Regions from separate parts of the Mus musculus genome. Here all the other regions are linked to region 2. A link is a loop called in an ENCODE intact Hi-C map of the cell type or tissue named here. Cell type or tissue: heart. All regions are shown on one strand.

Region 1 (8,000 bases), 240 kb after region 2:
TTTAAATGTCCATCCATATCTCCAGCTTGGGATAGTTCTGGGGGAAAGAAAAGAAGCTCAACATTTTCAGTATAAATCAAGAGATTCGTCTTTTCATATTTTTCTTTCACTTGACCTTCAAAATATCCCTTAGAGTACTTTGAAATCACATAGCAAATTCATACTAAAACTCATAAGGTAGAAAACTTTACACTAAGGTGTGAAATTACTATATACTGCATTGGGAAACTAAGCTTGATATTCCAGAAAATTTCCCAATGTATTGCGAGATTGTATTAAGCATAGGTAGATAAAATTACATACTCTTTTTAATCTTTCCTCCCCAGTCTTACTAAACTTGTATAAATTTATACTAATTATAAATATAAATAGAGTTCTAACTTCTTAGACCACATATCTGAGTATTTTTCCATTGTTTCTGTAACAATTTCAAGTTGTGATCTTGACTGCTGAGCATGTATTCATATTTTTACTTTTCATGACTTGAGGATTTCATACATGAATATTTAAACTGTTTGTACACACCCATTTTCCCTACCCACCTCAACCTTTCAAAGCTGGGATCCATGGATAAGAAAGAATATGTGGCATTTGGGTTTTTTTGAAGATCTGTGTTGCTCACTTAGTATAATAGCTCCAGTTTCCATCCATTACTTATAAATTTCATGTTTCTTTATACTAGAATGTAATTCCATTTTTTATATATTTTATAAAGATTTCATTGTTTATTCATTGGTTGATTGATATCTAGGCTGCTTTCATTCTATAATTCTGTAAATAAAGTCGCAATGAGTATAGTTGAGCAAATATCTCTGTAGTAGAATATTGAGTCCTTTGGGTATATAACAAGGAGGGGTATGTGTGGGTCATATAGTATAAATTTTTGGCATTTAGGAGATTCTCGACATTAATTTATAACATAATCACCCCACTTTGCCATTCTACCAACAGAGGATAAAGGTTCCCATTCTATATATTCTTTTCAAGATTGGTTGTCACTTACATTTTTAATCTTAGGCTCTGTGACTGAGATAAGGTAAAAACTGTAAAGTTAATTTCACTCTTCCTTTATCCCTGCTTACATTTTCATAGCTCATTCATTTACATGTATTAGTTCATTAAAAATATATTTGTTTTAAATGATTGTCTAAGCTGCTCAGTAATCCTTAATTCCTACTTTCTAAGTGCTCAGAATCAAGAAACGTTTGCAAACACTGAAGAGTGAGGACATTGTTAGAAGTAGCCACTGAGTGCTCTGGAAAGGAGGATAGAGGTGGATCTTAGAAGAATGTGAGAACTCAGTCATTGTGTGAAGAATAAGCAAGGGATAAGCAAATGAAATGAAATGAAAGAAAAAGGATTAATGTTTACAAATGCTATCCAAAACTGTTTGTAAATAAGAACAAAGAAGAGTAGATCTGGAAACCCATGCTCATGTAAATCTTCCTCCAATGAGAAAGACTGTACACTGGTGTGAAGGCAGGTGGGACAGCACATCCAGGCATCCTAGAGAGGATGCACACAGTAATGGAAGGTCTGGTTCCCAAACTAAAGATTGTGTTTTCCTTAGGCTTTCAGGAAACAAACGACAAGAAATTCCAGAATTGTACAGAGAGGAATGAGAACGTCTTATCCCTTTAAGAGGGACAAATTCACCCACAACCCCACGGGTATACTGAGAAGAAACAACTCATCAAAAGGGAGAAGAAGGTTACAATGTGATGTTCAACCCAAAATAAAACATCTATGTAGCATCCCTACTCCCAGGGCCATCCCTCCTCTGGTTCACGGACCATTGGTTGGGCAGAGGCAGTAAGACTATAAGTGCTGCAGGTGGTGGATTAAGGAACTGTGAGGGAACAGTGTTGTCTGAATACAACAGAGTAGATGACCATATAAACACACAGTAACTATGACAGTACATGCAAGGTCTGCAGGAGCCCGTTTCAAACAAAATCACAGTATGGAGAGTGTAGGAAAGCATGGAGTCTTTCCCTATCTAAAGAGCTATAGCCAGTTGGTGGTGGCTGGTGGCACATGTCTTTAATCCCAGCACTTGGGAGGCAGAGGCAGGCAGATTTCTGAGTTTTAGGCCAGCCTGGTCTACAGAGTGAGTTCCAGGACAGCCAGGGCTACACAGAGAAACCCTGTCTTGAAAAAAACCAAAAACCAAAAAAGAAAAAAGAAAAAAAGAGCTCTTGGTGACTGAAAGATCCTGGGAGAGGAAGAGTCAAGGTTTTAAGGGTATAGCTCCAGAGTAAGGCCACATGCCCAGGAATATATGTGCAGCACAATATACAGACTTCAGTTTTTCAAAAGACAAATACAGTGTTGGGTGGGTAGGGACTGGGGAATACATCTGGAATGAGATCACAGTATGAACATGATAATGGTCAAAATCCATTGCACACAATTCCTAGAGAACTCTCAGAAAAGAGAAGCATTCAGCTAACATTGGGAGAGTATCACGTGGGAATGCCTATTGTGTTCAGGAACAAGACGTCATTAGGACTGAGACTTCAATGCAGTGTGTTATACCGAGACACCAAGAACATGATGTTTTATGATCCTAGACACCAAAAATATGATGGCATAGTCTGTACTTGACCGGTAGCATTCTAATGAAGAACATCAAGGCAAGGCACATGAAGATGTCACATCATGTCTTGAAGAGTGACAGGAAAGTTTCAAAAAAAAAAAAAAAAAGATTACAAATAGCCTAAGTTTTAAATCAGCAATGGACTATTCAAAGGGGGGAGAGATTAGGGAGAAGAGTTAACAAGGACATAGACAGTGAAGGATGTGAACGCCTTCGGGAGACCCAGCATGGTTTAAGAGCAGAGGCAGTACATGGAAGGAAAGCTAGGCGGGTAAGTGCCAGGAACTCAAAAGCAGGCACAATATGCCTTCTTACTTCCTTCTTCCTGCACTATATAACTGTCCTTTCTCAGCTTCTTTTCACTGTAGCATGATGCAGAAAACTCAATGTTGCACGAAGCTCTCTGGCTTGATTTCTAGCAGTGCATACACTGGCCGTGGAGGTACCCACCTAAAATCTCAGAACTTGGGGAGTAAAGGCAAGATCAGATTTTCAGGGATACAGAGAAGATTTAAGGCCAACCTGGTCTACATGAGACTCTGATTATAAACTATAAAACTAAATTAAAAACTAAAGGGGGGAGGGGGCTAAGAGAAGAGAAAACCATACAGGGTAGCTTTCAGTCATTCGGATCACTTGGGGTGGCATACACCACACTGCAGATGAGCCAACGGATGTGCAAGGTCAGAACATAACCTTCTGTCAACACGTAGCCCGACACAGGGTCCCCAGCCCCCACAACATTAGCAAGAAAATAAGAACGCCTGCCCAGCTGTCTTGCTGGCTGTCACTGGGTAAATTATCTTTTATTAAGGATCTGTAATTGTTCTCCACTGAGCTGTGACCTAAATTTAGTAGTTCTGAGGAGTGAGACCCAGCCAACAGGATTTCCCTGAGAACACGATGAAGTTCCTGCATCAATTCAATTCATTAGCTAGAAAAAGAACAAGCGGCCAGTTCTTTCTTTTTTTTTTTCTTTCCCATTCTCCAGTGAGCCGTTTGTTTGTTTAGTTTGACCACATTTTTTTTTTCTTCTTGGATCCAGTCTGAGCCTCTGTAAGGACAGCACAGCTCATTCAAACACTTCCTGTCACATTAGCTCCCAAGGCAGAAACCAAGTAACACTATGTAAATCTTGCTGGTAAGACCCTCCATTTACTTCTTGGGGATTTTCAGCATAAGGAGAAGAAATGTCCTCAAGTAGTCAGGATGATTTGGGGTGAGGGGAAGAAAACTCAGCTTACTAGAATCACTAAAGCAACAGAAGAATAGACAGAGAAGGAGGGGAAAGGCAACACTGGTTAAAAGCTATCGTGAAAACTTTTGTGTAAGAAAGGTCATGAGAGGGACAGCCTCTACTAGAGACATTACTTCCAAAACCTGTTTTCATCATGACAATCTAATGAAGGCCAGAAAATAAAGTCACTCAATTTGGATACAGTTTCTAAAGATCTGTGCAAAATTTAGGGCCACATCTTCTTCCTCTAATCCCAGAGTTTTCCTTCAGTTCATCATTAACTTTTTGCCATGACAGTCTGGACTTGGGATCTGTCATGGATGTGCACCCTGTAAAGTCTCATGTATGGGTACCCACACATAAAAGAAAAAGAATATTCAATTTTAACAACATTCTTATTTGTTTTTCTTAACAATTCTTTTTTTTTTTTGCTGTTTTTTAATTAGGTATTTTCTTTATTTACATTTCAAATGTTATTCCCTTCCCTAGTTTCCCCTCCAAAAAAAACCCTATCCCCTCCCCCTGTTCACCAACCCACCCACTCCTGCTTCCTGGCCCTGGCATTTCCCTACACTGGGGCATAGAGCCTTCATGGGACCAAGGGCTTCTCCTCCTATTGATAACCGACTAGGCCATCCTCTGCTACATATGCATCTGGAGCCATGAGTTCCCCCATGTGTACTCTTTTGTTGGTGGTTTATTCTTTAACCCACCAATTTCCTTTTTCTGCCACCCTATCGGAAACTTCCTGATGACCAATATGTTACTGTAAAGATAGTTCATATACCTCTGCATGAATAAAGAAAAATGTCCCACGACATCCTTAGAAAACTTAATCTTGCTAGATATGTAATGTGGTCTGTAGAGTGTTTGCATAACATGTATGATGCCCTGCGTTCCATACCTAACACCACATAAAAACAGACATTCTGGCATGCACCAATAATCTCAGCACTCAGGAAGTGGAGATAGATTAGAAGTAGAGGCCAGTCTGAAATACATGAGAACGTTTTATTTAAAAAGGAAAGAGGTTTAGTGTTTTATTAAGAGGCTAAGATATCCATACCCTAACAGTAACTTAGTGACATTGTGCTGTCTCTGATTTCTCAGTAGTTTCATAGCAATGTAGTGAAGTTGGCTGAGCAGGTAACTTTATCTCTGTAACACTCTGAGTATACTAAGAGTAAAGCAGTTGAGGCTTTACGCTGTAGTCAATGGCAGACGATAGTATAAGTGCCAGAGTTCATTGCCTAGAGCATTTCTGAGTCTACTGTAATGATGTTCAAGTTTTCTTTTGAGATTCTGAAAGCCCAATGTCAAATGATGACTCAAGAGAGAACTTTGGCATCTGTGGCTGAAACTACTTAGAACAAAACATCACAATGTCTTGGAAGACAAGTCTGCCGAAGGTGATTCAGATTTAGTCTCATAGCAACTCAGAAATTTCATGGTTGGACAAAAGTAGATAAATTATTAATTTTAAGTTTCCAGTTTTAGAGAAAGCAACAGCCTATGGCAGAGTATACAGCCTATACTATGTACCACCACTGACAGCTTTTCTGAGCAGCTAATAAGTCATTATAGGTAGATGCAATTTTGAAACATAAAGTGCTTTAGAAACTATCATCATTTGATTGTCAAGAGTTAATGGTGGCTTTTTGCATTCAAGGTCACCAACCAACTTACCTTAACATGGCTAACAGCAGCCATAGACAGACATGAGAGGCACTCTTTCTACCCAATACACAGACAAACTAGCTCTAATATTACTCCCTTTATTTGTGGTGTGTGTGTGTGTGTGTGTGTGTGTGTGTGTGTGTGTGTGTGCACTCCTGCACTCCTATGGACATACACAAAGACTAGAGAAGAATAGTGAATGTCCCATTATAGAATCACTCTTTGAATTCCAAGCTGAAATGTATTTTTTAGCTAAAATGCCTGGCCAATAAGCTCCTACTGGAACTCCCAATCTCTGTGTCTTACCCTCAGCTCTGGGATTCCAGAAATTTGTGGCCATTTCTGGCCAGTACGTGGATTCTAGTACCTGAACTCAGGCCTTGACTCTTGTCCTCTTACTCAGGTGTGATCACCCAAGAACATCTTCTCAATTATTTTTTAAAGAAGGAATATTGAGCTTGGACATATTTAGGGATTTTTCCCAAAGATAATATAGTACAGCTTCACTATGGACTAAAAGCTAGGTCATCTCACTACAAAGCAAGATTCACAAACTCACAAGACTTTCTATATGTTGTCAGGTGGTAGAGTAAGCGAATTAGATGAGGAGAAACACAAAGTCAACTGATTCAGTTGGGAGAGGGGAAACCAGATGCCGACTAAAGACAGCAAGGTTCAGTCAAAATAACGTAACCAACTGTTGCTTTGCAATACCAAGTGTAGTCTTTCCCAAACCTCCTTAAAAATAAATGAAAATAGGATGTACTTTTATGTGAATTGGCACAATTTTAAAACATTAGTAATTGATTCAAATGTTCTTCTGTTTTCTTTGGATCCCTACAATATTAGTAGTCCTGTTTGGCCACGATTTCCTTCTTGCCAGTTCAAACTGAGTTATAGTTACTTGTGTGTCCAAGTCCTGGGGGAAAAGAGTGGATCAGCAAGCAATAAAGTGGGTGAAGGAGATGTGCCACAAACCAAAGAGACCAAGTTCGGATTCTAGTGCAGACAGTGCCTGATTCAATAACCTTGAGCTAGTTGGTTGACTTTTTATACATTAGCTTTACATCTTTGAAATGGGAGATCTTTGGCAGACAGGAATATAAAAAGGAATGGACCCATGTAGAATACCTACACAGGGCCCTGACAATAACAGTACCCGAAGTATTTGTGCTTACTATCATGATAATCCTTCCATGCAGGTTACAACTCAGTCACGATGATGCTCCAGTTAATGTTCGTGTTTATCTTGGTGCTTCTGCTTGGAGTACCCTGTGGTTATTTGGTTCATCCTGACCTTGGGAAAGACAAAGCAGCTGGAAATGTTATCTCCTGGGACCTACAATCTTAACCAGGAATGGTCATCACTCAGCTTCCTCCAGACTGGAGCCAGCACCCCTATTCACAGATGTGCTGAAGAACTTCCTTCCTGGCTTGTGTCTCCTAAAAGGGGAAACTACTGCAAGGTCTCTGAAAGGAAGGAAAGGGGACCTTTTTAATTAGCTTTCTCTTTTGAATGACGCCATCACAGATCTGATTCATTTCCATGAATTGAAAAAAACGAAGCAGGGTAGGTGGTACACACTCCAGAAGAAATGAATGAGAGCTGTCAGGAAAGAGAACAGGTTAGAGGAAGGCTACAGCTGGAGAAAACAGGCATGTGGTACTGGCTATTCATTACAACCCTGGGCCAGTTGGCAGACGATGTGGACATTTGAATTGAAATTGAAGGAGGGAAAGGGCCTGTTTATAAGTTTGGTAACTGGAGAAGGGTGACATGTAATTCCTATCTTCAGTCATTTGGAATGTTCTCCTTGGCATTTCTGGAAACTTTTTATGAGTAGGTCTTCCCATAGTTCTGCTTTAATTTGGGTTGATTTATATATATATATATATATATATATATATATATATATATATATATATATATATGTACGGAGAGATGGAGTGGCCCAAAATGGCTTCACAATTACTATGCATTAGAGGCTGGTCTGGACTCCTGATATTCCTGCCTCTTACTCCTAAATGTTCAGAGTATAAGTATGTACAACCATGCCCTTGCAGTTATAAAACTTATTTCTGACTCAGATACTATGTAGAAGGATGGTATTGATGACTGGTACCATAGTATTGATGAGAGTTGGAGGCATGCTACATGTGAGTGCCCACAGAGGCCAGAAGACTATACTAAGTCATGGAAGCTAGAAGCATAAGTGATTGTAAACCATTAGGCATGAATGCTAGGAATGAAACTGGTCCTCTATAAAAGCAGCAAGGGCTGATAACTGCTAAACCACCTGTGCAGCCTCATTTCTGGTATCTTAAAAACTTCTGCCCTTTGTGTCCCATGATTCCTCCAAAAGAATTCTATGATTGACAAGTATTTTTGGTTTTATAGTCTCTAAATGAAAATGTCTACTTCCCAAATGGCTTCTTATCTACCAAGTCTTGCTTCTTCAGTCCATCCTCACTTTGTGGCCAGAATGT
Region 2 (8,000 bases):
TGTCTTAGACACACCTTAGCTTGGACCCTTTATGAGGAAAAGGTGCTGCTTTTGTTTACTTTAGAAGCTGAAAAGGCCGACGTCGAGTGGACACACCCTTCCAATGCCTTCTGCTTCCCCAGAGTGGGATGAATGACATCGCACGGTCGGAGTGTGTATCCAGTAAGTGTAGAGGAAAGCAAAAGCACAAAGTCAGCTTGCTTCATAACACCCACTCTTCCGGAAACTAACCCGGTCCCCAGATACAATCTAATTACAACCTAGTTACCTCCCAGTGATACCCACTTCCTCCCACTTCTCGGCACCATGACAGTGGGAACAAGTCTTTGGTGTCAAATCATATATAAACCATAACTCTCTAGGACGATTCTCTATCAGGTGGTGGCTTTGAGGCCTGAACTAAGCTCTTGCCAGCCTCATATTCCATTCCACACTCGCTTAGGTGGCCACGAGTTGGGGAAATATTTGAGTTGATCTGTCTTTCCCCTGTGATAAAGTGATGCGTCTGTGTTTAACATGTGAGTAAGGAACAGCTTGACATCATTCAGAGAATGTGAGGATGCATTTATATTTCTGCTAATGCATGCTGACCTTTTGTGATAGAAGGGATTTAAGAAAATAGGCGCCGAACCGTCCCTCCTTCATTAAAGTTGTAAGGGAGTTAATAGAAGTAGAAGACCATCTTACTAGGAGTAATGTCTAAGCACATGTTGGAGTCAAAACAATGATGGGCTCTTTAAAGTAAGTCCCCAGAGTTAACTGGATTGTTTTCCCCAGGTAGAGTAGAAATGGTGGTTTTATTTTCCTTGTAGTGCAAGACTATTTTCTATTTACCAGGAAAAACAATTGCTCTCTGCAAACAGTTATGATCTAGACAGAGAAGAGCAGAGAGAATCTGGCTGTATAAGCCCTGTGCTGTGCCCCCACCATCTCCATTTAGATGATGTTTGGGACCAGGTAGGAGGAAAAACAATCAGGATACAGGGACACTGAAGGACAATTGTCTTCATGGAGGCCTTCCTCTCCTAACCAGCTTTCCTTGATTGAGACTCTTCTGGATTTGAGAAGGCTTCCTGTTTTGTAGTTTGCTGTAGAATGGCTTAGAAACCTTCACCCCCTGGAGGAAAGAATACTGTCAATGGTCTTGTTTTTGATGACTGTAAAAAGAAATAGCATATTTTATCCAAAGGACCCCTTCCTCCTTCCCCTGAAAAAATGACAGGGCAGTGAGAAATTCCTAAGTTTCCTTTTGAGGCAGAGTGTGCATGCTGTGCAAACATGACTGGATTATATCACCTCTCTGAGCCTTCTTTCCCTCCAGAGTTAAACCAAGATACCTGCCTTGGTGTGGCTGCAGCTCTCAGAATCCCTTAGACTTAGCTTTCCTATTTTTCAAGCACAGAAAATTATCACAGAAAATATCATCTTGCCACTGATTGTGTGATCTTCATGACTTCATCGGTGCGGACAGACAAAACGTCAGCTACAGCTGAAACAGAACAGGCAGGATCTTTGGCAGTGTTGTGTCCCCTTCCTTGAAGCCTCCAGTGGAGATCAGCTTTCAAACAAACTGCACCCTTGTGTCAGGAAGGAGGCGGGACAGGGTGGCGCAGCAGCATGAAGCAGAACCTTTATTCAGGGTGTGAGCTCCTGTTTCCTGGGACAGGGAGTGTGTTGTCCTTGGGAAATTCTGCCTCGAGTGTTTGCCTGTGTCATCACTTGAGTACAGAAAAGAAGAGTGGGATGTCTATAAGCAACTTCTTCCCTCTAGTCTTCCATGCGTCCTTTCTACCAGAGACTCCTCCACCTCTGTGGCATCTGACTCGATTGTTTTGGGGGGACCGGGTCAGCTTGCATACTTGGGAGCACAGACAGGACACACCAAAGAGTTATCACACACCTTTATCTGTCTGAGTTGGATGAGACCCTCACCAAGCATCCACCCCTCTTAACCACATCCTTGAGCCACCTAAACAGATTCCACTCTACATCACTGGAGGCCATTAGAATATTGTGGCCAGGCCTTTGTTTCTTTTTTTCTACTAGTTCACCTATCCACCCACTCCCTCACCTCAAATATGGCTTTTTGAAAACATAGGAGAAATCTTTATTCATTTATTTTTTATCTAGTTCCAAGCCTTGGCATATAAAAAGCAATCAGTAAGTTTCTTTGTATGACATCAGTATTAAGGGATATAGTTAATACCTTTTGGGATTCTCCCCGCCCTTTAACCTTCGCCATGTAACTGAGAATAACCATGTCTTGACAACAGGGGTAATCTTTTGGCAACTTTGTCTGTGCTGCTTGAGACCCTCAGTCAAGGCCAGGGAGATTCCTCCTAGAGGGTAGACCATAGACCTCCTTAGGGGAATAACAGAGCCGTATGTAAATGACTCTTCTCCCATGGATCAGGAGAACTAATGCCTGCTCAGTCTGTTTAATGCTACCTGTATGCATGCTTTTAGGGCTATTTGATACTACTGGATATCTAATTGATATATCTTCCTGTAGAAGACTGTTTCTCCCAGTCTCAGCATCCCTCAGTTACCGGTAGGTCTTTGGGTAGGGTTGAGGCCCCCTGGTCCTCCTCCCATCCCCATTAACACGTCTATTTTGTCCCTGTTCAGCTCACACTGAGATTTTATGAGTGTTGCTTCTGACATAACCAGGACCCACAATCTCATAGCAAATGATTTTAGGTGAATGCAGTCAGAAGTGGGATCAGATAACCTGGAACTGGAGTTCCAGAGGATTGGGGGCCACTCCGTGGGTGCTGGGAACTGCACCTGGTCTTCCAAACTGCAAAATAGTAAGCACTGCTAACCAGGGAGCCACTTCTCTAGCCCCTTAAGGGACCATTCTAAACAATGCAGGAAACCAAGACTGTGAAAGATGACATAAGATTTCCAGCCTCGATTATATTCACATTCAGTAGTAATAGTTCTCAAAATTCTGAGTGAAACAGAAGGCCCACAAAGAAGTGTGAGATCATGAGAAAAATATTTGTACCTGTTTTATTTATAAACTATTATCTACAGAATGAAAATCATTAACCTATAAATTACAGATTAGAGACAACAGATCAGACCTTAAAGATGTGGTAGTAATACATTAAGTTTCTAAAATAATGTTTTTTAGCTTAAAGGACATTTATTTTTAACTTAAAAGGTGAACTACATTTTAATTAACCTTGTGCCTTTAAACGCAGTCTGCAAGTTCTAGAGAACTCAGTTTTGACTTTGAATTCACCTAATGGAGGGATCAAGAATGTTGGATCCGGAGTGAGCTTCTTTTGAGGACTGTTTGTCAATAACAGCTTTTGCCACAGAGGGCTTTTGTGAGGATTAACCACTGAAAGGTACGCTAAGCCCCATGAACACCGACTTGCAAACAGTGGGACCTAGCTAATTGACTTCTCTCCCACTTTTCTTCTTCTTCTTTACTAGACTACTTCAAAGCAGAAGCTGTTTCAAAAGAGCAGGGGGCAGACAGTGAGGACTAGAGAGGAGAAAGCAGAGGAAGCCCAAATTAGTCCTTGTCGAGTCGAATTTGGTGGTCCGATTCCGATGCAGTTCCGGAATCAGCCACACGATGGCAGCACAAGCATGGTGGCCTTCTAACTATCGAAAGCTTGGGCAATTTAAATTCCCAGTTTTAAAGCTAGGGGCGCTTGGGTGTGTTTGTAGTTGTGCCTGCGAATCAAAGCTGTGCCCATCTTTAATAGTCTCAGCTGAGCTGTAACGCAGATCGACAGGAAAATCTACAAGAGCTTCACGGTCTTTCCCGAAAAATCCCAACAGGAGTTTGATAGTAAAAAAAAAAAAAAAAAAAAAAAAAGAAGAAGAAGAAGAAGAAAAAGGAGAAAAAGCACCTAACTTGGTATTCATTTCTAATGGGGGAGAACGTCCTTAAATCCGCGGCATCTGTTCCGCTGGGTTTGCTGTCAGTGAGCAGGTATTGCGGTTAATGAGCCACCAGCTTGCTGCTCCCAGGGCCAGGCTGGAGCAGTCAGCTGGTGCAGGGATGGGACCTGCAATCAGCAGCTGTGCACCGACATGCCCCGGGACGGAAAATGTGATTTGTGACACAGCAGCTTGGGAATAATAATGAAAACATAATTGCTCCGGGCGGATGGCTCGCTGTCTTTCAATTGCTAAGCTACTTCACCTCACAAGCGGGGAGCTGTGCTTCTCAGCTTTCATTTCTCTGGGACAACCAAAGGCACAGCTCTCGGGTATCCTGCTGCCCTTCTTAATGAATGTTTCCTTGAATCCCTGAGAAGAGCTGCGTTCCCTCCCTGTTCCTCCAACCAGGAAAATCTTTCCTCTGCTCCGACTTCGGCAGTAGCAGCCAGTCTGCTTAAGCAAAGGCCCTAGAGTCATGGCTGTGACTTGTTCTCTGCTGCCTATTAGTATTGTTGGGGTTTGCTTTGCATTCTGGGAATTTTGTTTTTCCTAGCCCATTCGCTTCATTTAGACTTCACACCCACGCCTCTTAAACCATTTCTCATCATGACTTTGGTCTTCAGGAGACTATCGCCTTCGGGACGATTATTGCCTGTGTAGGAATACTGGGATGAATAGAATAGGAATGCTACGATGACCCATGTCTAGAGTTTGCATCTTCCAGTGATGGAGGGCAGAGGACCCTAAGGAAGACCTCGCAGCAGCTTTGGTTTGATCTCCCAATTGGGGAAGTCCAGTCTCCTGGGTGTCATGTTTGGGATCTGAGATCAGTCACTGGGTGATGTGGGTGCTGTACCTCATCCCCGGGGCATCTGCCCTGGAGGGATGGTGTGGGCGGCTGTTGTAGCTCCTCACAGGATGCCCCCTGTGTACACAAACAATTCTACCTCATTTGTGCAGGGTGTTATTGCTGCCATGGGTTCTGGATGGCTGACCCATGACAAGTCGTTCAGTTTTTAAGTTTGGATTGTTTGGGAGTTCAATGCTAAAAGGAAGGGTTGTTCCCGCTAAAGAGGGTTGAAACTTCTTGTTTTCCCTTTCCCAGACTGATCATTTTGAGGCAAATCTCCAGTGGAGAAGAAGGGGAGTCTGCAGTTGCTCCCTGTTGTGGTGAGATTTATGTGGAACACTTTGTATTTATGCTATTTCTCTTTCACTTACTATTGCTTTTTTCTGTCCTGGTTTCTTGAGTTACCTTCCAAATGTACCGTTTTGGGTACTGGTTTTGAATTAACTGCAGTCTAGACTAAAACAAGGCCACCTGGGACCCAGAAATCAGAATGCAAATCCCTTAGTTAACACACACACACACACACACACACACACACACACACACACACACACACTCATACACTGCTGAGTCTATGGAAGGAAAGTTGAGTAGAAGATCAGTCTGAGGAGCTTTAGTCAAATCTCACCCATCGTACAAGTAGCTGGTGGTACGCAAAGGCCAGGCACCATGTTTGCTGGATTCTTTGGGCCCAAATCCCTGTGTATTCATAGGTGTTAGTGTCTAACTCCAATTGTCCCAGAAGCAACAACCACCCACATTTGGGACTGACTTCAAGTAGAAGAGTCAGCAACTGTCACCATGTTTGATTTAAGGAGGGCATTAAGCCTTGGGGTGGCAGTACATTATGTGGGTGGAACGACACTTTCACCTGAAGCTATTTGTCACCGTGGGTTAAGTCAGAGCTTGTAGCAGGATTGGCAGCCCTGGGTAAGTGTCACATGACGGCCACACTATAAGCTGCCCTTGACTGATGACCGACTCTGAGTCACAATCCTGCAAGCACCTCTAAACATCCTATTTAGCCCAGACTTCACAATAGAATCATTTAGAGTTCCCCTCGTAATGATTTTGCTCACACCTTCACCTTAACATTCTGCTTTCCCTGCCCTGAGGATAGAGCTTGAGTGTTCGGAAAGTTTGGCAGGTGGTGTGTAACAGGAGTGGTGTTGGAGAACAATTGATTGATATGGTATCTCTTCACTATCATCCAAGAAAGCTCTCGTTACACACACACACCCCCTAATTTGTGCAAAACGAAAGCAATGAATGCCTTGGAGAAATTGGGACACATCCAGGTTATTATGGACCAAAGGACCAAAGGCAGGTCTGACTCTAGAATTTCAGGTTCCAAGCAAAATGAAACCTGCCAAATTTCTATTCTGAACACCCCAGATTGGTTGGGGGGAAAATTAGGCTTCACCAAGTGGGCATTATGGTGGCCAAAAGCAGACTAAAGGTTTCTTTGGAGTTCCAACTTGATCTTAATAGCTTCGTTGCTTTTGCACAGTTACTTTACTTTCTATAAAATCAGTTCTCCGGGAAGGCAGGTAAGGGCTGTTCATAGCACCCACATGTCCCACATTCCAACTTAGCAGCTAAGCTTGCTGGTTCTTAGACCAACAGACAGAAGCTGGGGTGATTCTATGAGGTTGGACATGGAGGAAGGAGAAGGGGGCTTGCTAGGAGAAATGGTTAAAAATCTGAGGCTCCTGGAAAATCAATTCTGTTTGTATCTTCTATTGTCTTTTTTGCCTTAGGAGAACACAGGCATTAAAGATGGAGGTAGTGGCATGATTATGTTATTTGAGTTCTATACAGCTTCAGTCTCAGGAGTCAATGGATGCTTTCTATGACAGTCAATGAGAAAGTAGCATTTTAGACAAGAGTCCAGATGGTCACTGTCACAAGTACTTTGCTCTATGGTCTCAGAAGAAAGCATGTACAGGCATCAATGAATGGATCCAACAAAAACATTATTTCAAAGGCAGGATGGCTGACCTTGGCTTGTGGGCACAGTTTGCTGAGGCCTTCTCTATTTGGCTGCTACTAAGGGCAAGTTAGACAATTGGAAAATCTACTATCCTTGCTCAATTCAGCTCGAATTATAGGCTGGACTGAATCTTCATCCTGTCTTCCATTTTATAATCTAAAATCACTCATGTAATTCATATCTACAGAGACAGAAAGACAGAGGGCTGACAGGCACACATGTGCACACACACACACACACACACACACACACACACACACACACACACACACACGGATCTTTCCAGTCCTGGATTTGATTTCCAAGTGAGGACTTTGAGGTTGATAACAATTCATAGCTTGTAAGTCCTAAAGTCAGCCAGAATTTGTATGCAGGCCTTTGGGAAACTAAAGCCCAGATTCTCTAGACTATAACAATGTTTCTAAGCAATGCTTTGAAAATAATTTGAGGCCAGTGATCCACGAGTCAGTCTATGCTTTCATTTACTTTCCCTGAATGACTCTTGGACCAAAATACAGATAGGATTAAAATATACCAGGCGAGTGACTTTTTTATTATTAGTAGTAGTATTGCACCTAAGATTGAAGCCTCTGCAGCTGAGCACACTGCCTTGCATCCTGAAGGCAAATGTCAGGAGAGTAATTTCCCTGGGCCCCGCCTTCCCACATCAAGGAAATACTTGGCAGCACATCTAAAGTTTCTTCTTATTTTTGACCTTCCAGCTGTCTCTGTTATCACAGGATCTGGCAAGCACAGGGAGGGTTAGATCCCATTGACACTGGCCCGCTGAAGGCCATAAATGGACTTCCTCCTGCCATTGTCTTTAAATGGCCTTTTCGGAAATATCTACAAGGTCAAAACACACACTGCAGCCCAGACGCCTGCTCTCCCTGCCACTCACTTCCTCTATGTTAAACTTCAGCTAAATGTACCTTTATGTGTCTAATCATTTTTGATATCTGAGGAACGATCCAATAGGTGCTCTTTGTGCTGCCTTTTAGAAGCGGTGGTGCCAAGACCCATGTCGGGTGGATAAAGATACACTGTGCTTAAAGGAACATTGTCTTCCCATCAGCATAGAAGAGCAGATCTATTCAATTATGTTTTCTATGTACAGCATATCTGTACCAGGCTGCTATTCTTTCCCCTGGGATAGCCTAGGTGATCTTGTTTCAAATCTACATCCACGGAAGAGCACAGCTTCAAGACTGCTACAAGTCCCGGTGTGTGCACCAATCGCTTTGGTACAGA
Region 3 (8,000 bases), 1.6 Mb after region 2:
ACTTGAGACCTATTCAGTGAACAAGAACCAATTCCTGACATTCTTAATGATACTCCGTTATGCTCTCTGATGGTAGTCTAACATAACTGTTCTCTGAGAGGCTCTTTCCAGCAGCTGATTGAAACAGATGAAAAGATCCACAATAGATGGAACTCAGGGAGTTTGTGGAAGAGTTGCGGGGAGAATTGAGGGACCCTAAGTGGATAGGGACTCCACAGAAAGATCAACAAGGTTAAATAACCTGGACCCTTGGTTTCCTTTATAAAGTATAAATAACTATATAATACATAAATATATATAAAATATAAATAAAATATGAAATTTGTTAACTTGACATAACCTAGAGTCATCTGAGAGAAAAGCTTCCATTTATGCATTTTCTAGGCCTAGAATATGGTCTGTGAGCATATTTATATATAGTTATCTTGCTTATTAATTGGTTTATAAAGACTCAGTCACTGTGGACAGCAGCATCTCTACTCAGGTAGTCCTGGGACATGTAAGAAATCTAGCTAAATATTAGCCTGTTAATAAGTGAGTTAGAAAGCAAGACAGGTCTTTTTTCCTTGAGTTCCTACTTTGACTTCCTTCAATGGTGGAATATAACCAGGGTAAAACAAGTAGGGAATATAGATAATAATATTAGTGTTGGTGTTTATTGACATATATGTATAAATAGATATACATATACATGTATGTATGTGTATATAAGCCCTAGGGAAGTTTTATTTGCAGGCAATATAATATAAAATGTAATGGATTAAAATTTATAGTTGAGAAATAACACCTAAAAATAGATTCCTCGAGGGCTGGGGTCTACTATTACAGTGATTTTTGTTTGCCAAACTTATCCAGAGCCAGTCCTAAGGAGAGGTTTACAAAAAACTTTTGCCAGCAGTCCTGCTGTCCAGGCGACTCACCAAACCCCACTCTCAAGGGAGGTTCTGTAGTCATGATTCTTGGCCAAAGGAGAATTAAAAAAAAAAAAAAAGACTTTCATTTTCCCAAGTTGTATTATATATCACATTTTCAAGTTCAAATCGTCTTGAATTCCTTCTTCTTGTACTTTCCTTGACTCGTATGGAATGTCACATCACTCTGTGTTTCTTCCATCTTGATCTTGACCATAGCCATCTATCTGTAGTTTTAATGTGGACTAGAACTAATTACTCTAGTTTTGGTTTGCTCATTTCTAATATTGGCAATGACCTTTGTGTAATTGCTCCTCAACTCATGTTCCAAGAGCTTTATTTCATCTCTCTTCGCTAGTACCTATGATGTGTCATAGCCAGCCTATCTCTTAGCCCTTCTCAGACAAGAAACTCCTTTTTTCTTTTTTCTTGGATATTTTCTTTATTTACATTTTGAATGTTATCTCTGGCCCCCTGAAGCCCCCTATCCCATCCCCTTGCCCTGCTTCTATGAGGGTGTTCCCCACCCATCCACCCACTCCTGCCTCCCTGTCCTAAGAAGCTCTTTACAAACCGTAACACTCTTTACAAATTGTAAAATGACAAGGATCTACCACTCACATTGAATAGATCAAAAAAGAACTTGTCTGTAGATTATATAGTTTGGCTCTGGAGGAAGTTTGCTGTTTAATTTCCAAGATAAAAGATACACTCTTTCAATGTTAAGTTTTAGTATGGATTCCTTTGTACAAATTTGAATTTAAGATGTTCAATACCACTCAAAATTAAGGAAAGGATGAAATTTTCCACTAAAAGTTAAGAACTTGTTCTGTTCTAGTTTGTTTGACTTTCTTTTACTGACCACTGAATATAAAGAAAACATAAAGACCATTTTGCATGTCTTTAAATCTCAGTAAGCAAACATGTCTGTAACAAGGGAATTAGATGTAAGCTAGAATACTAATTCAAGTTGGACGTTTATTCCTGATCATTTCATTATTATTATTTAGGAGGTTTTCTTCTCAAGTGATACTAAAAGTTTCAAGTCCCCATTTATGTGAAAGCAGTGTGGGTGTGCAGGAAATTGACAGACATGAAAGATGATGTGTTTTGGAGGCAGGACCTGTTGTCCCGGCCTTCTCAGCATTAAGAACCTAAAGACTTAGGGCAACTTGCTGAATCTAGAGGTCTTTAAGAATTTTCTTTTTATTCTTCTTTTCTCTCCTCATTGATTATTTCTCTCTGCTCTAGAGTATATATTCATATAACCTTTATTGAGTTTAATTACCCAAACTTAAAAGCAAAAGTTATAAGCAATAGTAATGTTAAGGTGTGCTGTGATTCCTCCCCATCCCCTTTCCTTTCTCCATTTCCCTTCCTTTCTCAAAGAAATAAAGATGCAATTAAGCACAAACACAGAGACTGGGGAAAACCCATTTCTAAAGCTTGTAGTGGTAGAAAGCTGTGGGCTAAATTAAGCTGCATTGAAAAGAATAGGGAGTGACAGAAAACATTACACATATTGCAAAAATTACTCACTAAGTTAACTGGTGTTATATTCAATTAAAGCATGTAATTATATTCCATGATATTTTACAGGAGAGCAGGTCTAAGCAGGAATACATGTAACTCTGGTGCCAGTCTAGAGTTAATTGGTAAATCTTCCCAGAGCTAAAACCTTGACTGAATCCCCAGCGCTTTCAACTGCTACAGGTCTCTTTCACTTAGCCTTATTCAAGTGATTTCTCAAATTTTTGGAAAGAAACAAAAAGAAATAATATGTTGATAATGTCAACTGGCATTAAATACATACACATAGCAAACATTGCTATAGGCATCTTATATGTATGCTCACTCTCTCTTCTTCTTCTTCCTCTTTTTCCCTCCCCCTCTGTCCTCAGCAGCCTGCACAGCATCTTCTGGCACTATGTAAGCTGACCAACAGGAAAACAGTTTCATGGTCATTCAAGGTTTATTTCTCTAGGTACTGCATCTGAAATATATCGTGTATTCAACCAAAGGTTTTGCAATCTAGTTATGCTAGGCAATGACATTAGCCTGCCTTGCTTTTGAATGCCTGGTGCTGAGACTGTCATTTAGCAACTCATGTATTCTGGGGCAGCATTGCTCACCAAAGCAAGACACTTTCTCTCTAGTTAAACAAATTGGATCCTGGTTAAGTGAAGTAAATTGTCTTACTAATGTGAAAGATACAGTTCTAAAATTATACTTTGACTTGTATACTCCACATTCACACATCTATACCACTGTCAGTGGGTGTATTTGCAGGAGAAGAAACAACCAGTTTATAGGTGCCTATAATGATGGAATGTCCCAGAATCACAGTTCAGCTTTAAATTGTGGAGTGTATGGTATATCATGGGAAAAACCTGGATGAATTATAGAAGATATCAATCAAATCTATATTAGAACCTTAAAGATAAATTTGAAAATGTGTTATTTCCTTCTGATCAGAGAGTTCAAAGAGATACACTTATGTTTTACCCGGGATTGTCTCTGTCCTTCCTCCCGATGAGAAACACAAGCCTTGGTCATTGCCATGTGACAGGCTTCTACACATGCTGATTATTAATGAACTATCTGCTTTCACTGAGTAAGTTAGTATAAGTAGCATTGGATTCAGGAGTTCAGTGCCTATAGATGTGAACTCACATTAGAACTAGGGGACCCAGAACAGACTGACCATTTCCCTCTAGTGTGGAGACTTTTAGGACTCTGTGTAATCTTCTCAATTTATTTCAAAGTTGGTGTTTTAAAGATATTTCCAGGATTATCCCATCACGGTTATTTGGATTGCTTTTGGCTGTTTTACAAATCCACAAAGGTGCTTGTGGTAGGAACTTTTCTCAAAGCTCTCACAATGAGAAATCGCTGGTACAGCCTCCATCCTCTACCCCATTGTGAGTATGGGAAGTTATTCAAAGGCTTTTAGGTTGGCTGTATGCCAAGAGAGGATGACTGTTACCTGTAATCAGATTCTTCAAGCTCATTTCAATCCCCCCTAAGGACCCTACAAATTGTCTTTCCAGGCAAATTTAGGAATGATTGTCTGGAGCCATTCTAAAAATCTTGCTAATTTACTGATCCACTCCTGTCCTGTTTAGTTTATTGTTTATTATTTTTATTAATAGCACTTAAATTCACCTTGAAACGCTGAAACTGAAGAATTTCCTTGCATCAGGTGAGTGAGTCTGTTGTTTTATCTGTGACAGATTGTCTTGGTTAATAATCAGAATGAGAAAATCCAGTACAGTGAATGGCACTATCCTTAGGCAGATGAGGAAGCCAGAGACTTAACCAGTAAGTAGTACTCCTCTATGGCTTCAGTTTCTACCCTGACTTTACTCAATTATGGACTATACCCTGGAAGTATAAATCAAACAAATATTTTCACCCACCCACTAAGTTTGTTTTTCTTAGACTGTCTTGTTACAGAAGGAGAAAAAACAAGCTTGCACAAGCTCCTAAACTTTTCTCAGAAACGTAAAGGTATCATTGGACGTAAAGACAATTTCCAATGAGCTTTTCAACCCTTTGATTATCATGAATCATTGACAAATTGAACAAAAAGAGCCAAGTGTGCTTTATATGTAAACAAAATATTGGAAGAGTGGATTATTACAGCTCTCTTAAAATAGAGTTTCCTGGAAGAGTTCTGTGGAACATATGTATATTTATCTCAACTCTCATTTGAAATCTGAACTCCCACATGATGTCAGTTTGCTTAGGTCATTTAAACTCTCAAGGCCTGTGCATGAGCATTTTTAGAGTGAGGGGCAGTTGAGGAGACCTCTGGTAAGTTCTGTGTTAGCTACAACATTCAGTGATTCTAGTCTTTTGGTATTAAAGACCATTTCTTTGGATTTTGTTTTTCTTTTACTGAAAGTTCCACCTTACCCTGCAAAGCTCCTCAGCCAGAATAGACTAGATTTAAATTTGTAGGCTTATAATATTTCAGAGTTCAAAGGCACTGTCAGGTCACAGAGCTCAACTCTATGGTGATACATAATACCTTCTCCAACACCTCCACCAAGTGGCCAAGCAGTCTGTATTCCACAGGTAGGAGCATGCCTGTTGGTACTCACCACATCCATTCTATGCCAAACAGCATTTGCTCTAAACCTCCCTATGACTTTGAGGTTCTTTCTCCAGTTTTTCCCAAAGCAGGTGTCTCTCTTGTTTCACAAGGACACCTAAATTCTACCTTTATGCTCAATTTACTGTTTTTTTTTTTTCTTTTTAAACAAAGCATTTCTTCAGTCATTTGAAAATGATCAATCCAAACCCTTAGCTCTAGAAAAGGTAACTCGGCTCTTTGGATCTTTGGAGCATCCTTGTTCTGAGAGTGTCCCTAGTTCTGATCACTGTCTTCGTAATTTGGCACAGATTACCAACTTCCATTTGACTGCCTCTCAGTAATCAGTTAAGTATCCAAGTAATTTGGGATGGCAAAATTTCAAAGCTGGCTTTCATCAAAAACAAAAGAATCTGATAGGAAACTGGTACAGAAGCTGACGAAAATATAGAACCGAAGCGATGCTAGGAACAGAACAGTCATTTCTGTTGGGTATCTTGAGCCCCAACTTCAGTGCATTGCCTTCAGTAATATACTAACTCTCCCCGCCTGTGATGTTTAAGTTACCTTTAGAAGATTGACATCTAAGGAATTTAAGGTTTTTTTTTTTCATGTTGAAAAGTAGTTAATCAATACCTCAAATGGAAGAAATATTTCAGACATACTGTATAAGAAATAAAGTTATGGAAGGACTGAAGGAGCTGAAGGGGACTGCAACCCTATAGGGGGAAAAAAACAGTATCAACTAACTGGTCTCTCCAGGGACCAAGCCAAGCAAAGAGTATACATGGGTAAGTCCATGGCTCCCACTACATATGTAGGAGAGGATTGCCTTATCTGGCATCAACAGGAGCAGAGATGCTTGGTCTTCTGGAGGCCTGTTGTACCATCGAAGGAGGGTGCTAAAGAGGTGAGGCAGGATTGGGTAGGTGGGTGGGAGAGTACCCTATTAGAGGCAAAGGAAAGTGAAGATGGAATGAGATGTTTACAGAGAGGAAACTGGGAATGAGCACGTTTGAAAAATAATAATAAGTAAGTAAACTAAAAAAACACTCTCTTTCTACAAATAAATGGAAAGCATTAAAAAATCTGGCTCCCTAATTACTTTTCAAGAGAAACTACTTTTGAAATTTCTTTAGAGAGCAGATTTCCAGACTGAGACTACTAGACAGAAATACCACCGAATGGCAGAGTGTTTTCATGTCCCTCTGTAGGAGTATAGATGAGTCTTCTGTGCTTTACTCTTTTTCCTATGGTAGTTCATCCAGCTGACAAGGGTCCTTAGAAAGTGTTTGTTTTAGGCTGATGTACAATGCATATTAGGTCTAGGAGTGCTTTATAAATGAGAAGTGTGGAGCATTGTTGGTTTCTAGATAAACTGATTTTTGCACATATCTTTTGATTTGGCTGAGTCTCAACTGCTTCTCTTCTTCGAGTATATTCTCAGAATAGTTATTATTTGAAACATCTATCCCATACCACATACCACAAAGCCACATACTCCAGGAATAACCACTGTTATATATGACATGTCTATGATTTTTGAAAGCATCAGGCTGTGAGGGGAAAGCTTTTCGCTCAGTATACTTGGCAATGTGGTCAGACTTCATCATTATTGCTCCTGAAGCAGTCCATTTAAGCAAAGAGAGAGTGATGAGCCCTGAGAGACTGTCCCCAGAGCAAGGTTATGATGATCCTTAGAAGTCAGAGTAAGGGGAAGGCTAGACTTGTAAAACCTTTCTTGACTGTGAGCTCTCCTTTTATAGACAATGTAACATAGGGAGGTCCTTTCTCATTTCTAAGCATCCCTTTGGTCTCCACCACAACCCAGAATACACTGCCACCTGAATTCTCCTTCAGACTTAAATCCTCAAATGATCATTGACAGATTACATGAAATTTCTAGCCTCAGTATGTGAAACAAAAGCAAACATGTCATATAGATTAGCAACCATTGGCTCTTTACTTACAGACTCATTTGTATACCCCAGGATCCAAGGAACACTCCATTAAATGAACCTCTTAAGAAACCGTCTTTAGCTTGATGGTGATGGAATACAACTTTAATCCCAGCTCTAGGGGTGGAGAGGCAGGCAGATCTTTGTGAGTTTGAGGGCAGCCTGGTCTACAGAGTTCCAGGACAGCCAGGCCTACACAGAGAAACCCTGTCTCAACACTCCTCTTCCAAAAGATGAAAGGAAGGAAGGAAGGAAGGAAGGAAGGAAGGAAGGAAGGAAGAAAGAAAGAAAGAAAGAAAGAAAGAAAGAAAGAAAGAAAGAAACCCCATTTAGAGAGAACATAGTAGAACACATATAAACATATGATATGAAAATAAAAGAAAAGATTATAGGAGTTAAAACTTTAAGTGGATATGGGGGGGAAAGTAAAGGAAGAGGAGGGGTGGATATTAGTTTGGAAAACACTAAACAAATATGTAAAACCTCAATAGAAACCCACTTTTTATAAACTCATTAAAATATAATTTATAAAATAGGAGTTTGCACTTGCATGCACATATACTTGCAAGGGCATAATGATTACTCTAGAAGACACAACTTACTAAATTAAAAACTTAGTACCATGTCAGGGATATTTTACCATGAGTTATCAGTCAGAGAGATCCTAGAGTTCCCTCTGAATGACATAAACTATTGCCACTGCTCTTGGTTGCCAATCAGAACTAAATAGGGAGAGTATATTGCCAAAGATACAATATACTTCTGTTGTAGAACATAGAAAAGCAAGTCTGGAACTAACCTCATAACTTCCTATTAATTCGCTAATATCTGTAATGCTATGCAGGCCACTATGGGAGAAAACAAAATCAATGGTATTCCTGCTGCCAACTCTGTAATCTACAGACCTACTAGCTAAGATGTGTGTGCTGGTACAATAGTGACATGAAGGTTATAGGAGTAACATATGACATTTGGATTGGATTTGAGGCTTCCAAATGTAATGAATGAATGAATTCAGGCCTGCTACTGTAAACA

Evidence for each region. Peaks named below come from ENCODE experiments on the same cell type or tissue, not always from the same donor. Only the 100,000 strongest peaks of a DNase experiment are listed, where the experiment ranks them.
Region 1: it touches region 2 in a loop (6-fold over the local background); 17 of 42 quality-filtered maps call a loop at or near these places.
Region 3: it touches region 2 in a loop (4-fold over the local background); 6 of 42 quality-filtered maps call a loop at or near these places.

Annotation. Positions count from the first base shown.
Region 1 is chr15:61,392,082-61,400,081 of GRCm38, forward strand. No RefSeq gene overlaps it. Among named protein-coding and RNA genes, the nearest start is that of Gm24696, 38 kb to the left of the region's middle. In heart, no CTCF peak of the experiment used is centred here; DNase peaks (open chromatin) are centred at 3,350 and 6,930; H3K27ac peaks cover 807 bases.
Region 2 is chr15:61,154,115-61,162,114 of GRCm38, forward strand. It overlaps Gm38563 (a long non-coding RNA gene), which reads left to right and starts at 3,043. Exons shown (of 3, transcript XR_875374.2): 1 at 3,043-5,076. RefSeq lists an enhancer at 3,523-4,617. In heart, a CTCF peak has its summit at 3,623 (motif pointing right); DNase peaks (open chromatin) are centred at 3,597 and 7,477; H3K4me3 peaks cover 993 bases; H3K27ac peaks cover 911 bases.
Region 3 is chr15:62,798,016-62,806,015 of GRCm38, forward strand. No RefSeq gene overlaps it. Among named protein-coding and RNA genes, the nearest start is that of Gm22521, 8.8 kb to the left of the region's middle. In heart, a CTCF peak has its summit at 4,967 (motif pointing left); no DNase peak of the experiment used is centred here.